Linked DNA regions of Mus musculus: region 2 is linked to region 1. The links are chromatin loops, found by intact Hi-C in ENCODE. Cell type or tissue: gastrocnemius. All regions are shown on one strand. Each heading gives the region's core, and the rest is flanking DNA. Links, peaks and the distances in the headings are about the cores only.

Region 1 (10,970 bases), core at 1,761-9,760:
CACGTGAGTGGGGATGTTCTGGTGATGGACACTGAGGACTTCCCAGGGAATAGCCCTGAAAGTCCAACATCCTCAATAATGCCAACTACATAGGGTTTACCCTACAAAACAGTATCGAGGCACTCCTGGCTGCCTCGATCTGTGCCTGGTCCCTCCTCCCACTGCTTAGAAACAGAGTCCCTGCTAACTGTTTCCCTCACCCTACCTCCCACAACCTCCCCCCCCCCCGACCCCCACTCTCCCACTCTGACTCAGCTCTTGCCTCTAGACCAGGCCTTTCTGCTATGGGACTGAATCCTACAGCCAAAGAAGCCAGGAAGGCGATGGATGGGCTTGGAGAGGGAACATGAAGACAGTGGGAGAAAAGATGTCTCCTGTGAAGGGAGCTGCCTGATTTTGGGCCAAGAGGGGAGAGATCAGGCCCTTCATACTGAGGAGAGGCAGCAAGGCTGGGTTTTGACACTGAGTTCATCTGGTAAGGATAAAGAGGAGACTCAGTGCCAGACCCTCTTCATCTTATGGCTCCAGTCTGCTCAGAAGCCTTCCTCTCTCCATGAATGACTTTGGTCTACAGAATCTGTCTCTGGTTCAGGGGCAGTCAGTCGATCAAAGGGTTAGAGAAACATGACCTTCATTACCCTCTGCAAAGCAGATAGGCATGACGTCAGCCTTACCCATTTGGTACTGTCATGGTATCCCATTGGGAATCCTTTCTATTTTTTTTTTGTTGTTGTTGGTGGTGGTGGTGTGATGTGCTTTGCAGGGTTGGATTTTTGCCTTCCCAGGATATTCTGTATCAATGTGGTAACAGATCAGAACACAATGGGATCAATTTCCTTGGGACTTTCTAGGGTCCCTGCAACTCCTGAAGCTCTCAGACAATGTAGAACCCACTTGTGATACAGTTTTGATGAGGTTGCCTGCTGGAGACTCTTCCCTGATTCTACACTGCCTACAGGGAAAAGGGTACTGCTTACAACCTGCTCTCTGTACCTGCCCAGGATGCTCGGATGGAACCTGGAGGCAGAAGCTGATGCAGAGGCCATGGAGGGATGCTGTTTACTGGCTTGCTCCCCAATGGCTTGCTCAGCCTGCTTTCTTATAGACCTCAGGACCACCAGCCCAGGGATGGCACCATTCACAATAGGCTGGACCCTTCCCCTTTGATCACTAATTGAGAAAATGACCTACAGCTGAATCTCATGGAGGCATTTTCTCAAGACACACTCCTTCTTCTTTGCTGACTCTACCTTGTGTCAAGTTGACACTCAAAACCATCCAGCACAGCATACTTGGAAGTAATTATTTAAAGAGTTCAAATTTCAACAACAGCTGTAGAGTGTTTTGTTTCCTCCTAGTTGGACAGGACCTTTGCCACCCTGAAGCAGAGCAACTGTAATAATGCACAGAAACCTTCAGGCAAGTAGGACTATTGGCATTTTCTCAGAGGGACAAGACCCTTCAGATACATTTATGCGATCATTACCTGGTTCCTTCTCTCCCCAGCATTTCATCTGCTGCTACATTTGAGGAAACAGAGGACTGTGCTGGGGGCTTTTCAGTAGCATACATGCCCATGAATTACCTGTGTTCCCATAAATAACCCCTGTCTTAGTTAGGGTTTCTATTCCTGCACAAACATCATGACCAAGAAGCAAGTTGGGGAGGAAAGGGTTTATTGAGCTTACACTTCCATACTGCTGTTCATCACTGAAGGAAGTCAGGACTGGAACTCAAGCAGGTCAGAAAGCAGGAGCTGATGCAGAGGCCATGGAGGGATGTTCCTTACTGGCTTGCTTCCCCTGGCTTGCTCAGCTTGCTCTCTTATAGAACCAAGACTACCAGCCCAGAGATGGCACCACCCACAAGGTGACCTCCCCCCTTGATCACCCCTTACAGTTGGATCTCATGGAGGCATTTCCCCAACTGAAGCTCCTTTCACTGTGATAACTCCAGCCTGTGTCAAGTTGACACAAAACTAGCCAGTACAAACCTTCTTATTAGCCAAGCTGATTTGACAGAATCTTCTTTGTGCCATTAGCTCCTTCCCTGTCTGGGACAAAACTTGGTTGTCTTTGTCACTGTCATTTTTGATGTGTGTGTATTTGTGTGTGTGTGTGTGTGTTTTCCGGGGAAGACACAGTTATTCTGTGTCACTCATGACATAGGCAGGTGGAGATAAAACTGTGACAATCCTCATAGGACACATCCCACTTACTTCTCTTTTGTAGTATCTAGCTTGGTTAGTTTGCCTCTAGAGCCTAAGATATAGAGAGCACACAGGTTCTCAGTTCCACATAGAGTACACATAGTAGGTTCTCAGTTTCATATGCATTGCCTGAATCAATCTCTCCAGGCTTTAGATATTCACCATTTCAATGAACTTACAAAGGGGTGTGCATGGCTGTGAGTAACTGAAGGACAGCCAACATAGTGTGGTGATGGTGGCAGTGGCAGTGGCAGCTAGAGGGAGATCCTCAGGTGATTCCTTCTTGTACCTCCTTGGAATCAGGAGGCACCTCTGTCTCCACTCACACAAACTGTGTCTTTCCTAGAGATGCACACACACACACACACCCTAATAGCAATGATAATTACAACCAAGATCTATTTATCCCAGACAGGGAAGGAGCCAACGGCCCAAAGTGAGCTCAGTCACACCACTGCTGTCCCTCTGCCTCCTGTTTCACTGACAGCGGTCCCCATGACACTCTTATTGACCACCCCAGGCAGGGTCTGTGCATAGGGACCCTCAGGATTTCTTTGAGAATGAAAAGGAAGGGTTCCAGGGCCCCAGATCCCCTTCCTAGTTCCCTACACCCTGCTGTTTTGAAGTGTGTGTGGGTCCTTTCTTTACCTTTCTTTCTTCTTAAAAGTTAATTCTTTGAGAATTTTATACAATGTGTTTTGATAACATTCACCCCTAACTCCTCCCTGACCTACTCTCACATCCCTACCCAGAAACTTAAAATCATGTTGTTTTTATAACAATCAACTCCATTTTTGTAACAATTGACTGCTTATGTACTCCTGGGGGTGGGGCCATTCACTGGTGCACAGATGACCTATCAGGACCCACGCCCTTGAAGAAACCTGAATATCTCCCGACAGGCCCCAGAAACTCAACTACCCGCAGCTCTTATTTAAGAGTTTGTGCTTACGATCCCCTTCCCACCCCAAGCTAGAATGTTGACAGACTTGATCTTGTGCATGGACTCCAGCTGCCCTGAGTTCCCGTCATACCCAGAAGGCACTGCTTTGGCTCTGGTTCTTTCTGACCTCTTACTGTTAAAATCTTTCTACCCACTTCTTCCGTGATGGTCCGTGGGCCTGGGGGAGAGGGTATATGTGGACCTGTGTCTGAGCACTATGTTGACCTCTTCTGTAGCATGATCACTGGCACCTGGAAATCTGCTGCTGGGTACCCCCAAGTCTGCTCCAGCATGCACTGCTTTTTCAGGGCTCCCCTTAGAGGGCCCCACTAAGAAGTCTAGCCCTCCTACCGGGCTGGGCTCCCGCTCTGCTGGGTGATGCACATGCTTTTTTTGACTCATCCTAGGGAACCTCAAAGGGAGCCAGGTTTATTTTCCCTTAGGAGCTGGAGACGAGAGGCAAGCATGGGGTTCTAAAAATTCCCAAATAGCCTCTACTATGAAGGTGGGTCTTTTCCTTCTGTCTGCTCATCACTACTTTGGCCGCTGTTTGCTCTGAACACTAGAATGATGTCTAATCTTGGGTTTCTCCTGATGGGAGCTCCGGATTCATTGCAAACCCCCCTTTCCCTCATACCATGAGGGTCTCTGCAGTGCCTGCTATACACATCAGAAATCTCTGTCCTGGCCTACAAACTGTCATGTCGGCCACATGACAGTTGTAGCAGTCAGGGAAAACAGACACACTTGAACTTGAGGACATCTCCGACTTACTGGCTGAGTGATTCTGGGCAATGCCGCTAAGCTTCTATTTCCACAACTGTAAGCAGCAATGCACGGGTTATATTAGCTCTCCCTTGTCTGGTGTGGCACAGGCCTGGCATCCTAGCATTGGGCAAGGTGCAGTTCCTGCTCTGTCTTCAGCTACACAGAAAGAGAGATCATGTCTTTAAATAATTAAAGTAAGTATGATATGTAGCACTTGTTATAATACCTCATATGTATGGAGGGACACACACACACACACACACACACACACACACACACACACACACACACACACATTGACTCTTCCCCTCATACTGCTACCAGGACAGCAACAGGCCTTACTGTTACCATGCTTGCTTCTTCTTATTATTTTTTTTCAATTTTTTTAATTAGGTATTTTCTTCATTTACATTTCAAATGCTATCCCGAAAGTCCCCTATACCCTCCCCCTGCCCTGCTCCCCTACCCCCCCCCCACTCCTACTTCTTGGCCCTGGCGTTCTCCTGTACTGGGGCATATAAAGTTTGCAAGATCAAGGGGCCTCTCTTCCCAATGATGGCCCACTAGGCTATCTTCTGCTACATATGCAGCTAGAGACACAAGCTCTGGGGGTACTGGTTAGTTCATATTGTTGTTTCACCTATAGGGTTGCAGACCCCTTCGGCTCTTAGGTACTTTCTCTAGCTCCTCCATTGGGGGCCCTGTGTTCCATCCAATAGATGACCGTGAGCATCCACTTCTGTATTTGGCAGGCATTGCATATGCCAGCAAGGTTTTGCTGAAAGGACCCTGATGTAGCTGTCTCGCTTGCTTCTGTTACTGTATGCCATCCTTCAGCCCTTGCTAGTCGAGTCCAGCTCCTATGGTGAGTACTGTTGCTCATGGATCCAGTCTTCTGGACATTCTTTATCACCATCCAAAACAGCCCCTCCTCCCCAGTGCCTCTTGGCTTACTGTTCACAGAGCTCTCCAGTTACTCCAGGACCTCAGCCTGGGCCTCAGTTCTTGGAGTAGACTCTGCTTCTAGTCCAGAGACATTCAATGGTCGTTCCGGGTCAAGGACCTTACACAGTTTATTGACATTTCCACATCAGAAAGGAAGCAAAGTTAGACTTTGCCACCTTTGCAATCTGGCCTAGAAAACCACAGGCAAAGCCACCACTTCGGTTGCTTCCCCCATGTCTTGGAGCCAGGCTCTGTGAGGGATAGTAAGATGCAGTGCCTCTGAGAGGGAGGACTCATCACTTCAGGGCTGATGTGAAAAATATTCCTGGGCTGGTCCTCTGAGGTTGCTCTGTCTCTCTGATCGCTCTCCAAGGCTTGCCCTTTCCTAACCCTAGCCCTCGCCCCTTTGCCTGATCAAAGCTTGTCAAAGCTTCCCAGTGTGCTCATGGGCAGTGGACAGTACCCTGGGCTGGGATGGCTGCCGGATACTTTGTTCTGAGAGTCTTCAAAAAGATCTCATCCCACCAGGCCCCCTGACTTCTCACAGGCTGGTGTCTTCTATACTAAAACTGAGCAGTTTCTGAAAGAGATCAGGGAATTGGCAGAATGGTGCCCGGGGGCCAAGGAACAGGGCCTAGGAATTCTTACCTTTGACTAACTTTAGCTAGGATGTGTTCTAACCAAGCTAGAGGTCGGTTACTCTCCCATCCTGCCTGAGCTCTCAGGACAGACAGACAGCCTCAGCCAGGAGAGAAAATTCCAGAGGGCAAAATGGCGGCTACCTGAGAAGTTTCTCACTGTTGAGAGAGCATCTTTGAAGCCACCGTAAGCTAGATACTGCCAAATATAGAAAGCCCACACAGTGCTCATGTGGGGTCAAACTGACACTGGCTCTCATTTCTACCCTGTCTTGGGGCCTATTTATTGCTGGACAGCTGTGGTCCTTAGCATAACCCACATGGCGACTCCATGGACCTTCGTTTTTTGACCTAGCTAGATCTGTGAGGACAGAGCCATCTCATTTCTTAGTATCCCATTCCTCAAGAAGACCAGGTGACAGGAAATGGCTTCCTTAGAGGGGAAGCCTGAGTGTTTGGAGGACCTCCCCACCCCCCAACCCCCAGATGAGGCAGACATTTACCCTGTGCCTTGTCGCAGATAAGCAAGAAGGAACCTGGAAACATGAAGCTGAGAGATGGCTGAAGGGGATAACTCTGCAGGTCCCTAATTAGGAGCCAGATAAACTCCAAATTAGATCACTGTAGTGTGCAAAGGCAGCATATTCCACTTTCTATTAAAAGGGCTCTGTTGCTCAAAGGCTTGGAGATCTATGCTCTGCAAATTGCTCCAGTCCTTCTGAAGGGGAAGGAGATAGTGGAGAGACGCCCTTTTCCGGTGCCCTGGGCTTGGTGGGGATAAAAGGAGGCAGCCCTCCTATGCCCCAGTCTTTCTTCAGCTCCAGCACGCTCTATCTGCTCTACCATGAGTTGGCAACTGAACTTCAGGTCATGCAGTGACAAGGGCAACTTCAGTGTGCTTTCTGCAGTGGTGTCAAGGAACCCATGGGCAGCATGGCTTCTTGCCACACAGCTGGCCACAGGACTGGCCTCAGCAGCAGGAGCCTCTACAGTCTTGGAGGGAATCAGCATACTTCCTACAATGTGGCAGGTGGCAGTGCTCGGGGCACAAGGCACAGCTTTGGATATGGGTATGGTGGGGGTCGAGGGAGTGGCTTTGCCAACAGCATGTTTGGCAGCATGGCCCTGGGGGCCAATTGTCCATCTGTGTGTCTGTCTGGGGGCATCTACCAGGTCACAGTCAACAAGAGCCTCCTGGCTCCCTTGAATGTGGAGCTGGACCCTGAGATCCAGAAAGTGCGTGCACAGGAGCGGGAGCAGATCAAGGCTCTGAACGACAAGTTCGCCTCCTTCATTGACAAGGTAAGTCTTACAGGAAGACATGATGTCATAGCAAGAGCAGTTCTCCTGTTTCCTGTGCAATATGGATGGATGGATGGATGGATGGATGGATGGATGGATGGATGGACAGGGCCTGGGTGGGATCCCTCTTCTCAAGGGGAAGAGAATAGAGTTACAAGCAGCCCAGAATCAGGGGGAGGAACAAATGAAGGTTGTCTCCTTGGGGAATCTTAGAGAGAAGGCAGGAAACTGGATAGAGGTAGTTTTTTTTTTTTTTTTTTTTTTTTTTGAGGGAAGTGTTGAGTTCCTGAAAGTCTAATAGTGGAGGGCATCTTTAGGTTTTTTTTTAAAGAACACAAACAGCTGAGAATCAAGCACAATCCAGAAGGCAGGGTTCACAGCACAGTTAGATGCAAGGGAGAATATCTCCTGGGTCCAGGGTCAGGCCACAGAAGAAACTAGGATGCTGCTTCCCAGGTAAGTGTGAAGCGACTGGGAATTCAGAAGACCAGGAAGGAGCACTTGTTAATGATCCCTGGGGAAAGAGAATTTGTTAATGATATCTGAGGGTGGGCAGTCAGGGCTCAACCCATAGGGAGTTTTACAAAACTCCCCTTCTTTTGGGAAGCCAATGGTGTACGTCTATGGGGCACAATATCTGTGTGGTTCCAGGTGGCTATGGGTTTGGGTTCCAGGTGCGCTTCTTGGAGCAGCAGAACCAGGTGCTGCAGACCAAGTGGGAGCTGCTGCAGCAGCTGGACCTGAGTAACTGCAGGAGGAACCTGGAGCCTGTTTATGAAGCCCACATCAGCAACCTTCGCAAACAGCTAGAGATGCTGTCTGGGGAAAGGGTACGGCTGGACCCAGACCTGAGGAAGATGAGGGATGTGGTGGAGGACTACAAGAAGAGGGGACCAGGCCAGCAAAGGTTCCTGGGTCAGGAGGTCAGCTCATGTGGTCTCTGGCTATGCGGGAGGTCCCCACCCTGTGACAGGTAGGAGTTTCTGGGCTCACCGGCCCTCTGGATGCTTAGTGGCTGGTTAGGGACTCTGTGTAGGCATTTGGGTATTTTCCTGGGATATAATGAGGGGACCCAAGGACTTCTTACTTATACCAGGAGCCTGTCAGCACTCACTTCTGGCAAATCAGTTACGTTTCTGGTTACTGTTACCAATGCCTGACAGGAAACAATGTAAGGAAAGAGAAGTTTACCTTGGCTCGTGGTTTGAGGGGATACTATTTTTCTTGGCAGGGGAGACACAGCAGCTGGTAGCTCCATGGTAATGGCAACCTTGTGGCAGTGGCTTGTTTCATGCTACCAACCAAAGGGCAGAGAGAGCTGAGGCTAGAAATAGGTCAAGCTTTAACTCCACAGCCATATGGCAGACAGTCAGATACCAGTCAATATTAGAAACTTCCACAACCTTCAAAACAGTACCATGTGCTGGGGACCAAGTGTTCAAACATGTGAGTCTGTAGGGTACATTTAACACTCAAATCATGATACCCAGAGATCCCAGCAGCTACAGGGCTTGCCCCATTAGTAGAAAAAGGAGGTTACCTGACAGAAAGAACCTCTGCCATCTCTCTCTTCTCCCACAGATACGAGGTTGAGATTACCCAACGTACAGCTGCAGAGAACGAGTTTGTGCTGCTTAAGAAGGTGAGACCAGAAGCACCCATGGGCTCTGGTCTCTCCTGTGCCTGTATCCTAAGCAGCTCTGTTCAGGACTGTTCTGTCCAGGACACCTGGAGAGGGTCTAAGGGCTGAATTCAGTTGGGACCAGAGTTATAGCTTCTAGCAAGTTAGAGAGGAAGGGCACACAGCCAGGAACTGGATAGGAAGGGACAGGAGAGAATCCTCGTGGGGACATTGGAAGGAATGTGGCTCAGCTCCATCTTCCTGTGTGGCTTGAGGAAAAGCAAACACCTCTGCAGGTGAAACAAAGGAAGACTGGTCCCCGTTCCCTTCCTCTGTTCCCAAAGGATCAGTCAGAGAAAAACTGATGTGAAGTGACTGGGCAAGTCAGATGCCTTCAGGACAGGGCAGCAGCAGAAGCAGGGTGATTGGTGGGATGAGAGATGGATGTGTTGATGATGTCATGGGGCCTCTTGGCAGGACGCAGATGCAGCCTACACAGTCAAGGTGGAACTTCAAGACAAGGTGGACTCTCTGGACAAAGACATCAAATTTCTCAAGTGTCTGTACGATGAAGTGAGGACACGTCTTTCCCCCACTGTTCTGCCTCAATCCAGTTGATAGCTTCCCAAAGGGACATCAGTGGGTGTGGGTGGGACTTAATACCACATCAGATAAAGACTCTTGCACAGACAAGTGTGACCAACTCTGTCCGAGATCACAGAAGCCTGATGGAGGAGAGGAGAGGATCTGGGGGCACTGATCCTGTTTCCATCCACAATCCAGGAGATTTCCCAGCTCCAGACTCATGCTAGTGAGACCTCTGTCATCCTGTCCATGGACAACAATCGAGATCTGGACCTGGCCGGCATCATTGCTGAAGTCCGTGCCCACTACGAGGACATCGCGCTCAAGAGCAAGGCTGAAGCTGAGATGTTGTACCAGACCAAGGTGGGGGCTGGTGGGGGAGGGGAAACCTCTCTCCTTCTTGGGAAAGATCATAGAAATATTGAGTAAGAGCTGGTTGCAGCCAAGGACCAGTGGCAATCTACCCAAAAGGTGTTCTCAGCGGGGCTATCAAACTAGTATGGATGGGCAAATCCAATGGAGAGGGACAGCGAGTCCTTCAGGAGGCATAGTGTTCCCCTTCTAACACAAATGCATTTACAGGGATGGGGGTACGTGACACAGGGATGGAGGATACAAGCTGGAGCCAGGTGGGAAGAGAAGGGAAAACCACGAGCTCCCTTTTGCTATGCATGGCGAGTTGGAAACCTCTCCTCCCCGTCAGCAAGTTGGAATTCTAAGAGCGTTCTGAGTGATAGGTTAGATAGTGAGGTAAGACACTTTGGGCAATCCTTCTCTAAGCCCTGTCTTCACAGTCATGAAAGCCCAGATGTGTCAACTTTCTATTTCTGAAACAAAATGGTGAGAAAAAAAGCAGCTGATGAGTGGGGAGGTTGAAACCAGTTGGTGAGTGGGGAGGTTTGTTTGGTCCTTGGTTGCAGAGGTTTCCATCTGCAGATTCTTGGTCTTGGGGGAGAGCAGTACATCATGGTGAGAGCTCATGCCAGAGGGGGCAGCTCAATTCCCAGCATCCAGGGAACAGAGAAGAAAGGAGAGAGTGGTTGGGTGCCTCAGGTCCCAAGATCTCCTTCAAGGGCTTGTTCCCAGTAACTTAAACTTTTTACTAGGACTTACCATTTATTAGTGGCAAGCTGGAGCCCAAGCTAGTAATACATGGGACTTAGGGGGAACAGTCCCAATTTAAACTATAGTACCACCAAGAAAGGATGGTAGCTGTAGTTCTATGTCACTATCCCTCCTGTCCCTTGTTCTTTGTCCACAAGCATGACACTTTCTCCATCCTAAAGTACATCATGAAGTGCTGGACACAGTACCCCACCTGAAGTGCTGGACACAGTACCCCACCTGAAGTGCTGGACACAGTACCCCACCTGAAGTGCTGGACATAATGCCCCACCTGAAGTGCTGGACACAATACCCTACCCCAGTCCCACTTGTAACCTCTTCTAAAGACACACCTGTCCTCAGACTTCCTTCCCCTCTCCCCTGCGCTGGGAAAGTGTTGAGGGAGAGCGTGAGCCTCCAAAGAGCTGGGCTGCCTCACTCATAGCTGCATCCAATGTCAGTGCCAGAGCCAAGTGGGATCTCTAGAAGACACCTCTCTGAATACAGGATGATGAACAAGGACAGGGTCAGAATGCTCATATCAGAGAGTGCTTATGAGTGGGAACTACATCCTGTCTACCCCGGAAGACTCAGGAAGGGAAACAAGCCAAGGTGGAGGGCCACATGAAGGTTCTGCCTATGATGGGGTCAGGGGGTTTTCTTGGTCAGAGCTGGAAGGGCACCTGAGTTCCAGCTTCACTGCCTCCACTTGAGGCTCACCTCAAGCACCCCGGGATAGGTGTGCTCCCCCTGAGTCACTCTGTGCCTTGTCTCTTCACCATCTTCCTGCCTCTGGGACACTAGATCCAGGAGCTGCAGCTGGCGGCTGGCTGCTATGGGGACAGCCTGAAACAC
Region 2 (10,970 bases), core at 1,023-9,022, 240 kb after region 1:
AACTCTGGGTATCCACGTTCCTTTAGAGCCTCTGACTAGAACTGTTAGCATTCTAACTCTCTGGTGGTTAGCCACACTTAAAGGGGGGGGGGGGAGCCTTTAGATTTATGAGCAAAGCAAATTAATGTCCCCATAATGGCAATTGCGGTGGACTTATGGGGAAAAATAAGACTTTAATATTTATGTGTTTATGTGTTTTTAATGTTTATAGGTTGCCTGCTCCAGCCCGCATCCTGATGAGAATAGGTGTGTCTGAATTGGTTCATTGTGAAGGATGTTATAGATGTGAAGAGTTTCTGCTAACTACCCAAGCTCATAAATGCCTTCAAATGGCTTTTTTTCGTTTTTATGAGGCCAATCCTCATGTCCACACACACATAAAAGAGGTGAGAGGGATCCACTAGCCTCACAGAGACTCCCAGCTCCAGCTCACCCCGCTCCACATTGCTCCTCAGCTACCGTCTACAAAGCCACCATGTCTTGCCGCTCCTACAGAGTCAGCTCTGGCCGTCGGGTGGGAAGCTTCAGTTCTTGCTCAGCAATGGCCCCTCAGCATCTGAACCGCTTCCGGTCCAGCTCTGTCTCCTGCAGGAGTGGGCCTGGCTTCCGGGGCTTGGGTGGTTTTGGTAGTCGGAGCGTCATCAACTTTGGATCATCCTCACCCCGGATAGCAGTTGGATGCTCTCGTCCTGTCCGCTGTGGAGTTGGCTTTGGAGCTGGCAGTGGGATGGCCTTTGGATCTGGTGATGGCCTGGGCTTTAGGGCCAGCAGCGGTGTTGGCCTGGGGTTTGGGGCTGGCGGCTGCCCTAGCTATGGATTCGGAGGCCCTGGATTCGGAGGCCCTGGCTTTGGTGGCCCTGGCTTTGGCTACAGAATCGGAGGAATTGGAGGCCCATCAGCCCCCGCTATCACAGCTGTAACTGTTAACCAGAGCCTGCTGACACCCCTCAACCTGGAGATTGACCCCAATGCCCAGAGGGTGAAGAGAGACGAAAAGGAGCAGATCAAGACCCTCAACAACAAATTTGCCTCCTTCATTGATAAGGTACCGTGCAGGCTTACCCTCTGGGATGGGCACTGAGAGTTGAGGGTTTCTGGGATGCTCTTCCCTTCAAAAAGAGCTCATCCAGTCTGAGCCACTGCCTTTGACCCAAACCACTTAAGGCACCTGCCAAGGGCATGGAATGGCTTCTAGATTGTTCTTTGCTGAGAATAGACAAGCCAGAGGAACTGCTGCATCGTGAGACAGACTAAGATGCTGGCCACAATTTCTGGAAAAAAAAAAAAAAAAGAAAGACCATCCAGCTAACCCTAATGGCATTTGGGCAAGCCAAGTTCTATTTCTCAGTGACTTAGACACATCTCCCACACGGGTGGGGGATTTCAGCCAGTGTCTGAACAGATCATGCTTAAAGTACTTCATTATTTAAGATCACAGTGGCCTGGAGGAGATTTTCATAGTGTCTGAGGCAGATGGTCTCATCATCTGTTCAGACGCAGCAAAGTAGAGAACAGAGTGAGTGATGTTTACATAAAAAGCAAAGAATTAATACACCCAACATAGGCTACATCGACCTAATCAGGACTGAGGGAAGCGCAGATGATCACCAATAGCTATAGAGAGAAATAATGGTGTCAGTCTTCCAAAAGCAGATACCAGGTAGACCAGGTGTCTGCACAGAGATGAAGCCTGGTTTCAGGAGATGGGAGTGAACCTCTGTGACCTCATTATACTTTTGAGCCAAAGAGCTCGGCTGATAGAATACCAGGGATGCTGGCCATGGTATGCAGTTCCAGGTAGCCACCTCCTAGTACCACGGTGACCCCCATAGTGTTGTCGCTCCGTGTACTTGGCTGGGGTTGGCTGGTTTCTATTCCCAGGCACAGGCAAGCCCAACAGAAGTCTCATGCTGTGTACTTCCTCAGGACTGGCTCATACCTTGCTCAGGTGTGGAAGGGGAAATAGTATTGAAATGTCTTTATTACTAAATGTATTTATTAACCGGCTGGGTGTGGGGAGAGGGTCACAGACCCACCCTCCTGGCTTCCGGTGAGTTAGAAGCATAATATAAGCCAGCAGAGGGAAGAACAGCAATACTATGGCACAGAGTCTTCTCTGGCCATCTGAAGACCTACTCCACGCCAGTGCACTACCAAGCACCTTAATGTGTTTCCTTTGTTTTCCATACATAGGTGAGGTTTCTGGAGCAACAGAATAAACTCCTAGAGACCAAGTGGAGCTTCCTCCAAGAACAGAAATGTGCCCGGAGCAATCTGGAGCCTCTCTTCGATAACTATATCACCAACCTGCGGAGGCAGCTGGATGTCCTAAGCAGTGACCAGGCTCGGCTGCAGGCAGAGAGGAACCACCTGCAAGACATCCTTGAGGGCTTCAAGAAGAAGTGAGTGCTCCTAAGCTGCCCACACCTGTGCCCCATATACAGCCCAGTGCAGATAAGAGCAGCTGCATGAATGACTATAAGATAGTTGTTGGCTACAAAACCCAGCTCTGGGATGCATGAGGAACAGTGGTGGGAGGAGGTGGAAGGTGGGAAGAGACCCTTTGTGGGTGCTGAGGAAGTGGGGGACTTAATACTACCAGTGGGGATGAACGAGTTGACTCTGGGAAAGACATCTTAAGTTCTGGAAGGACTGCCTACATTGGGCTATGTCCTACTTCCTCTGTGCTCAGTTGCAAGGATCTCGAGTTGTCTCTCACAGAGAAGTGTAGCAATGGTCCAGATTTTAGACCCTAAGTTCAAAATGAAAAAGTAAGGGACTTTGTGGGCCACTGGCTTAAAGAAAGTTTTAAAGGTGGGACTGAGATATGATAAACCTGCGAGTGGCAATAGAGAACCAAGTCCTTCAACAAACCTGGTTTAGGAGCACGTTGCAGGATGAGTGAGGGCTTGGAGGTTGTAGGAGAGAGGGCTTACCCGCTTCATCTCCATGCCCCCAGGTATGAAGAGGAGGTGGTATTCCGGGCCAATGCCGAGAATGAGTTTGTAGCGCTGAAGAAGGTAAGGGGATGCGATGATGGGAATTTCTACATGGAAGCAAGCACATGTTCTCGGAACCCCAGCTCCAGCCCCAGAAACTTCCCAACAGCCCCGTGGTGGCTAAAACTGCTCTTCTATTTCTTGAATAATTAAGGCTTTCTTTACTTTTATCTGTAAAAATCATTCCTTTTTTTTTTTTTTTTTTTTTTTTTTTTTTTGGTTTGGTCAGGAAGGGCATATGTATACCCTGGTCCATATGTGGACAGCTTGAGAGAATTAGTTCTCTCCTTCCACCATGTGGAACCCAAGGATTAAGCTCAGGTCTTCAGGCTTGATGGCAAGCACTTTACCTCCTGAGTCATCTCTATGGCCTTTTCTTGCTTTTAAACAAGCCCTGGATAAGGCCCAGCAACCCCTGTGTGAGCTTCTACATTGCAGTAGGGAAAGAGGCTCTGTAGGAACTGATGGACCCTCCTGTATATCTCCGGACCCCTCCTAATTAGGAGGCTGAGCAGCATAGGCCATGAGCTCATCCCTCTCTTTCTTTACACAGGATGTAGATGCAGCTTTCCTGAACAAATCTGATCTGGAAGCCAATGTGGATACTCTGATCCAGGAAACTGAATTCCTGAAGGCTCTCTACCATGAGGTGAGGCTCTTAAGAACTCAAGGCTATGACTGCTCAGCAGCCTGCACTGTAGGGGCTGAGTCAGGCCTTCAGGTTTCCAGATACTGGCTTCCACCCCCACTCAGGCCCTTTGTGCTCTCTGCCACTGTGTCTGAAGGTAAGGAAGGCCAGGGAGGTAGGCGTCTCCACAGCCATATTAAGCCTAACAATGAACTCCCATCATCTGTGGTCCAAACCTTTGTTGTCTAAGCTAAAGACTGAATTTGGGAATGTCTGGCAAAGTGATTTGAAAGAAGAAAGGAAATGCATCCGATTTTACTAGCCAAACCAGTGACTGCCATTTACTTTCAAGCAACCTATTTAGTCTAAAGTTGAGCCAGACAGAGATGTAGAGGAAGGTCTCACCAGGGTGGACACCTTGGATCTCTGAAGAATCTGGATCTAGGGACCTCCAGGCTCTACTGTGTTTTAAAATATTATTACTTCTCAGTGGACCATGACCAGCTCTAGATAAATGTGAATTTAGGCAGCTGTCAGTCTGCTCGCCTGAGGTACCCTGGTTTTGATAGTCACCTAAGCCAAAGCAGGTACTGGAGGTATGGTCTGAGCTTATGACAAGGGTTCTAAAGTCAGACTTAATTGCTTCTCAAGCATGCCTTTTTCTGAGCCCCAGGCCAGGTAGGAATGGGGACTCTCACAGTCATAAAGCGAGAAGCAATGCTCCCTGTCCCTGATTCACAGGGGACCCTGTGGCAGAGTCCCAGCTGCTGATGGACCACTGAGCCCCTCTGCCCTACTGCTTTTCCAATACAGGAAATCGAGATGCTGCAATCACACATATCAGAGACATCTGTCATCGTGAAGATGGACAACAGCCGGGATCTGAACCTAGATGGGATCATAGCTGAAGTCAAGGCACAGTATGAGGAGGTGGCGAGGCGGAGTCGTGCAGATGTGGAGTCGTGGTACCAGACCAAGGTGGGCAATGGGAGACTGTGGGAGGGGTACAGGTGCCCTGTCCAAAGGTGAAGATTTTGGTCTGAGGTCTTCAGCCCAGACTATGTATGGTCAAAACTTTGCCCCACCCCACCCCACCTCCACCCCCAGTATGAGGAGATGCGGGTGACCGCTGGCCAGCACTGTGACAATCTACGTAGCACACGGGACGAGATCAATGAACTGACCCGGTTGATCCAGAGGCTGAAAGCAGAGATCGAGCATACCAAGGCTCAGGTGGGAAAAAGAGGAAAAAGCTGTGGAGGGAGGGGGCGGGGCCCTGGCTTTGAGGAGCACCAAGTTTGGTGAAGGTAAAGGATCTAGCAAGACCTGGACACAAATCCAAGGGCTGGCCATAAAAACTTCCTGGGGAGGGGGGGCAGGAATATGGACTAGAAGGAAGGCCTGGGGCTGATTCGGGGGGGGGGGGAGCAGAAAGCATGTAAGAGTCTGGATTCTTTAGTCTCAAAGCAGTAGAAACCTGATGGGTATGGAGAACAGGGAACTGCAACACTCTACCTCTTTCCAACCATAGTCACTATCCCTGGAAAAGCAGCCATGGAGAGCTGCAACCCAGTCCTGGCACCAGGTTTCACACCATTAGTTAGGGCGGGATTTCCAACCCCACTCGGGGACCCCTGAGTCCCTAGCAAAGCTCACACATAGACTCTGTTCTCTGCAGTGTGCCAAACTGGAGGCTGCTGTGGCTGAGGCAGAGCAGCAGGGTGAAGCAGCCCTCAATGATGCCAAGTGCAAGCTGGCTGATCTGGAGGGTGCCCTGCAGCAGGCCAAGCAGGACATGGCCAGGCAGCTGCGGGAGTACCAGGAGCTCATGAATGTCAAGCTGGCCCTGGACATCGAGATTGTCACCTACAGGAGGCTGCTGGAGGGCGAGGAAATTCGGTGAGACGGGGAAGGAGTGAGGTCAGACTTCTAGAAAGATTGACCAAATAAGGGGAGGGAACCAGGTGAAGAATTCTGGAATGAGCAGTCTCTAGGGAGAACAATGTATCTTCTGAAAACATTAGTTGGCTGCCCTCAGCAGGGTTTTAGAAGGTGCTGTGCTGTCAAATGCAATTATAGACAAGCTGCGCCAGGTCATAGGCATTTTGCTTGGCTGATTAATTTGTTAAAATAGTCATAGGCTGTCAGAGAGTTTCGTGCAACAATTTAGAGGCAGGGTCTAGATACTGGTGTGTTTCAAGATATGCTAACAGTTAGGGTTATGACCCACCAGTTTCTGGTCTCCCCAGACAGGAAGCCCCCTGACAGCAATCAAGTTCACAGCTCATAGGAATTCATTTCTCTCTGTCTCTCTGTCTCTTTCTCTTTCTCTCTCTCTCTCTCTCTCTCTCTCTCTCTCTCTCTCTCTCTCTCTCCAGGATCTGCGAAGGAGTTGGGCCAGTAAACATATGTAAGTATCTCACCTTTTCTCAGCCCATTTCTTCTCCCCTCCCCCTTCAAATTTCCTTTTGGCACTTGTGAAAGTCAAGAATCTCCCAAGATCTGGTCTGGCCAAGGCTGTCAGGGAAGCAGGGCCATCAGTGTCCCTGGACTGGGAGTGTGTCCTCAGCAGAGGCTCCCAGAACAAAAAGTAGACAATGGTTTTTGGGACTCTCAAGGTAGGAAAAGGTTTCTGGAAAGAGATTTTGGCTTTCAATGGTATTGTAGGCTGCCATCACAGAGACTCAGAAGTAATAGAAAGGCTGTGTCACAGAGGTGATTCATATCTGGGTCACAGGGATAGGGCAATGCTAAATGGAAGTCACCCCTCCTCCTTCAACCTCCTGCTGCTTCCCTGTCCTTCCCTATCCTTTGGGGATAGTATAGACTATCCCCAAAGCAGGTGTGATACGGCGCCATCACTGTAGAGCAATGTGAGTCTCCTCTCTGTAGAATTCCAGTCTTCTTGAGAAGGAGAGTGCTAGCCGATGTCTCACTAACCCTGGAAGGATACCAGCTATGCTCTCAGAGAAAAACCAGGATTTGCTGGAAGGCAGAGGGTTAGCAATGGCCTTCGGTATAAGGTCAAGCCCAGAGGACACAGGGGTGGCAAGGACTCTGGCGCAACAACAGAGAAGATAATGTAAAGCGTACAGGTCGGGGCTACTTCCATCAAGACTAAGCTGGATTCCAGTTCTGACATAAGGGCTGTGTTTAGTGGGGCAGTTGGGCTACAGAGCAGAACCATCAGTTGGATGGGCAGGAACTGGTGCTAGCTGGATTTCTTGTCTGATGGATACGTGGGAACAAGCAAGAGGGACAATATAATGACAGAGGAACCACTGTATGGTTCGGTGAAGGTCACTTCTCCAGTGTTTGGGTGCTTGGCCTCTCATAATCCACCTGATGTGGGACACGGATAAATAGTAGTTTGTATACATGTGCACACATTGATGGCAGCCAATCTATGGGCATGAGCAAACACCCAGGGATACTACAGCATCTGTCCACTTCCATTTGGGTGTCTGCTTTCTGTGTAGTCTTGGTCTTTGGGCCACTCAGCCAGTGGCTGGTGAGTCCTAGAGTCAACATTCCTTTCCTTTCCTCTCTGCAGCTGTGAGCAGCTCTCGAGGAGGTGTGCTGTGTGGGCCCGAGTTAGTCTCTGGATCCAGCCTTTCCCACAATGGTGGAGTCACCTTCTCCACCAGCAGCAGCATCCGTGCCACCGGAGGGGTTCTGGCTTCCTCAAGCCTGAGGGCTGGTGGGGACCTGCTGAGCTCTGGGTCCAGAGGAGGCTCAGTGCTGGTGGGTGATGCCTGTGCCCCCAGCATCCCCTGTGCACTGCCCACTGAGGGAGGCTTCAGTAGCTGCAGTGGTGGTCGTGGTAACAGGAGCTCCAGCGTCCGCTTCTCATCTACCACCACCTCCCGCAGGACCAGGTACTGAGCACCTAGCCCCAGGGGCCACTGCCCAGAGAAGAACCAGCTGAACATCCCCTGCTCCTATCCCCTGAGGTGCACAGACTCTGGTCCTGAGGGATCTCCAGCCACTCTTCCTGCCAGCACACAAACCTAGCCCATGTCCTCCTGAAGGATTCTCCCTAATTCCTTTCCTTCGGATCCTCCTCAGGCTCCAGCCACAGTAAATGTATTTTCAGCACTACTACCGAAAGCAGTGCCCCTGGGGAGAGAGGGGTCGTTCAGAGCCAGCATGAGCACAGACCCCTAAGATCTGCAGGCATCCTTAGCCCATCTTGTCCCTCCCTCTTCCCTTCCCTGGCAGAAGATGCTTCATCATCCCTCCCCTGACCCCAAAGGGCACACAGTCCTTGGTGGCCCCAGGGATACCTAAGTTCCTGTGACGGTTCTTCTCCCAGTGGTTCGTCCGGGCCATTTCTCTTATGGTTGTTGGTTTATCTGCGGTATGTGGGTCTGCCAAGTAGGTGGAGTTCATATGGAGAGGTGGTCTCTTTAGCTCCATGTGCCTTGTTCTTGTGGTGATGATATGAGGCCCAACTCTGTGCCCTGTGGTTGCAGCAGGGTTGTGTCTGCAAACTCTGGGAGTCTGGGGGTGGGCGGGACCTGTTTGTACTACTCTTTGTATTTCTGGGTTTTCAATAAACTTGCCAAGCTAACTTCACAAGGACTCTGCCTGTCCATCCAGATCACCCTAACCCTAACCCTGATCCCGCTGAGGAGGCAGCTGACTGAAACCCACTAGTTCACCCTCATGAGAGTGAACAAGGGAAGGGGCTGGTACCCTGGGCTCACAGAAAGGAAGGGTGCAAGCCTTACCAGGGAGGGGCTCACAGTCGTGTAAGGCAGAGGGACACAGAGTCAAGGTCCTGAAAACAAATGCCCATCCCCACACTCTTCTCCAGGTCAGTGTCCTCTTCCCGAGCATGCTGAACACGCCCCATATTTTCCCACCTCACCACCAAGCCCTCTGAGATCATTGTTATAGTATCCTTGTCTGTCTGTCCCCACTCTTGTCTGTCTCCACTCTTGTCTCCATCCAACTTACTCAGCAAAATGCTACTAGAGAAGTCTTTCTCACACAGAAATCTAATCATGGCTCCCCTGCTTAAAGCCTTCGACAGCTTCCCATTGCCTTTCAGAAAGTAGCCCAAGATCCTTAACATGGCATTCTGGTCCTGCGGCATCTGTCTACATAACACTGCTCCCAGCCACTCCCTCAGTGCACCCTACTTCCAACCCTCTATTTTTAGTTAATTCACTTTATAAACACCTGTCCAGTGCCTATTACATGTCAGGGATGATGCCAGGCAAATAATTGATAATAAAATCCAGTTCTTATCCTCAAGCAGCGCCAAGTCTAGTCTTCAGAGGAGGATAGATATATAACAGACTTGAGAGGCTGAGTGCTGTGCTAAGGCCAGGACAGATGTCACTGGGTATAGCACAGACTTGGGCAGTGCTAGCTTCCTGAAGGATGTGGCACCCAGCAGAGATAGATGCAAAGGCTGGTGACCGAGCCATCGAAGTGAGACAAAGAGTTCCAAGAGAGGCCACAGTTTGTGCAAAAGTGCAAACACCTAAAGGTTGTAGAGAACATGCTAGGTGGGGAGACCTGCCTGGAGCTGGGTAGAATGTCATTAGAGGTCAAGACATGGCAGCACATGGATACAGGAGAGTCCATCCGCATAGGACTCATCCAGCAGCCTGGTCCAGCTGCCAGGGCCCCAGATCTCAGCCACACCCAACACAGTTCTTCTTAGGTAGGAGCATGCCTCCCTTCTTCACACATCTTGCCTGAATACTGTGGAGTTGATAATACAAGTGGTTGGGTCTGGTCAGGGTGTGTGTGTGTGTGCTTAAATTCTCCCTTTCTTTCTTTTCACTCTGGTTCTCTCAACTGGCCAGAGAAAGGAGCCCTAACAATAAATCCTTTACTTAACCTAATTGCTGTTAAACAGCAGGTGTTAGTCTCTTGAAGCCAGCTGTTTCAGGCCTTAGAATAGTAAAGAGTTAAGAAAAATAAATGCTACAAAATAAGAAACATTTTAGCCCTTGAAAAAATTTAACTTTGCCTCCAAAGATTGCCAACACTGTCCCCTATTGCTGCCTTCCAGAGGGAACGGGTGCTCAGGCATTCTCCTTGCAAAACAGCAGCCAGAAGGATCCTGTGGAAAACAAGCCCAGGGGCTGAGGGTGTAACTCTGTGGCAGAGTTTGATCTTTGCACAAGTAAAGCCCTACATGCAATCCTGAGATATAAAGTGGATTTTTTAAAAAAATACTAATACAATAAAGTTTAACAGTCTAGATAAATTCAAATATTGGAGTTTTCTGAAAAGTAAACAGAACCAGGCAGATCATGGCAGAATGCAAGAATTCAAGAAGCAACCAAATCTTTATTCTCTCTTCCTTCCAGAGACATTGAGCTTTGGGTGGGCCTCAGCTATGGAGTGGAAAAGTATCAGCTTGGATAGCTAAGAGCCTCATGAAAAGCCTTCCCACCTAAATACAAAAGGATAGAGACACGTACGGGTTGGAAAATACAGAAACAAAGTCCATGGTCTGTTCTCTCTTGTGGCTTTGCATTAGGGCCCAGCCCTGCAGGGCTGGGCAGGACTTTGTAGCAGGGTTGTGGTGAAAACCCTGAGAGGTTTGGTGGCTCTGGCATGAGGAACCAGGAAAAGACGTTCCTGAGAAGGTTAGGTGGGGTCAAACTGGGAAACTGGAGAAGGAAATGCCTGTGTGAGCAAGTACACCCACATCCTGGGCTCTCCTTGAACTTCACTGGCATGCAAACCCAGAGCCATATTCCAAGGACTTGGAGATTTGAAGTTAGACCTATGTCCTGCCCACATTTCTAGCAAAGCCCTGAGTGATACCACAGAACAGCCACAAAGCAGTCAGCACATGCTTGGGAAAGTCAGTGGCCTTTGGCCACCACCACCCCTCCAAGAGGGCTGGAGTACGCACCCTGAAACTGCTGACAGGGCTGATTCCTCACTAAAACCAAACCAAACCAAATTTGAACCTTCCCAAAGGATTGTATCAGGACACCAAGTCAACACAGCACCAATATCTCTCTCCCTCTCCCTCTCCCTCTCCCTCTCCCTCTCCCTCTCCCTCTCCCTCTCCCTCTCCCTCTCCCTCTCCCTCTCCCTCTCCCTCTCCCTCTCCCTCTCCCTCTCCCTCTCCCCTCCCTCTCCCCTCCCCCTTCCCCTCCCTCTCCCCTCCCCCTCCCTCCGTGTCTCTCTCTCTCTCTCTCTCTCTCTCTCTCTCTCTCTCTCTCTCTCTCTCTCTCTGTACTAAAGTCATTTTAATGTTCAAGGAGTCAAGAAAACACAAGCACTTCCCACAGGGAGGGATAGTCAACAGATACTCATCACCAATGATATGCCTGTGAAGGTCATCACCCAGAGACTATGAAACA

Evidence for each region. A loop is a pair of places that touch in the nucleus more often than their neighbours do. Peaks named below come from ENCODE experiments on the same cell type or tissue, not always from the same donor. Only the 100,000 strongest peaks of a DNase experiment are listed, where the experiment ranks them.
Region 2: it touches region 1 in a loop (3-fold over the local background); 19 of 42 quality-filtered maps call a loop at or near these places.

What each region holds. Positions count from the first base shown.
Region 1 is chr15:101,758,904-101,769,873 of GRCm38, reverse strand. It overlaps the pseudogene Krt74. Among named protein-coding and RNA genes, the nearest start is that of Krt71, 21 kb to the right of the region's middle. In gastrocnemius, for the core only: no CTCF peak of the experiment used is centred there; a DNase peak (open chromatin) is centred at 6,590.
Region 2 is chr15:101,522,261-101,533,230 of GRCm38, reverse strand. Krt84 (keratin 84) reads left to right here and starts at 411. Exons shown (of 9, transcript NM_008474.2): 1 at 411-1,045; 2 at 2,194-2,402; 3 at 2,960-3,020; 4 at 3,553-3,648; 5 at 4,441-4,605; 6 at 4,735-4,860; 7 at 5,306-5,526; 8 at 6,006-6,037; 9 at 7,181-8,205. The coding sequence starts at 476. The coding sequence ends at 7,512. In gastrocnemius, for the core only: no CTCF peak of the experiment used is centred there; a DNase peak (open chromatin) is centred at 5,356.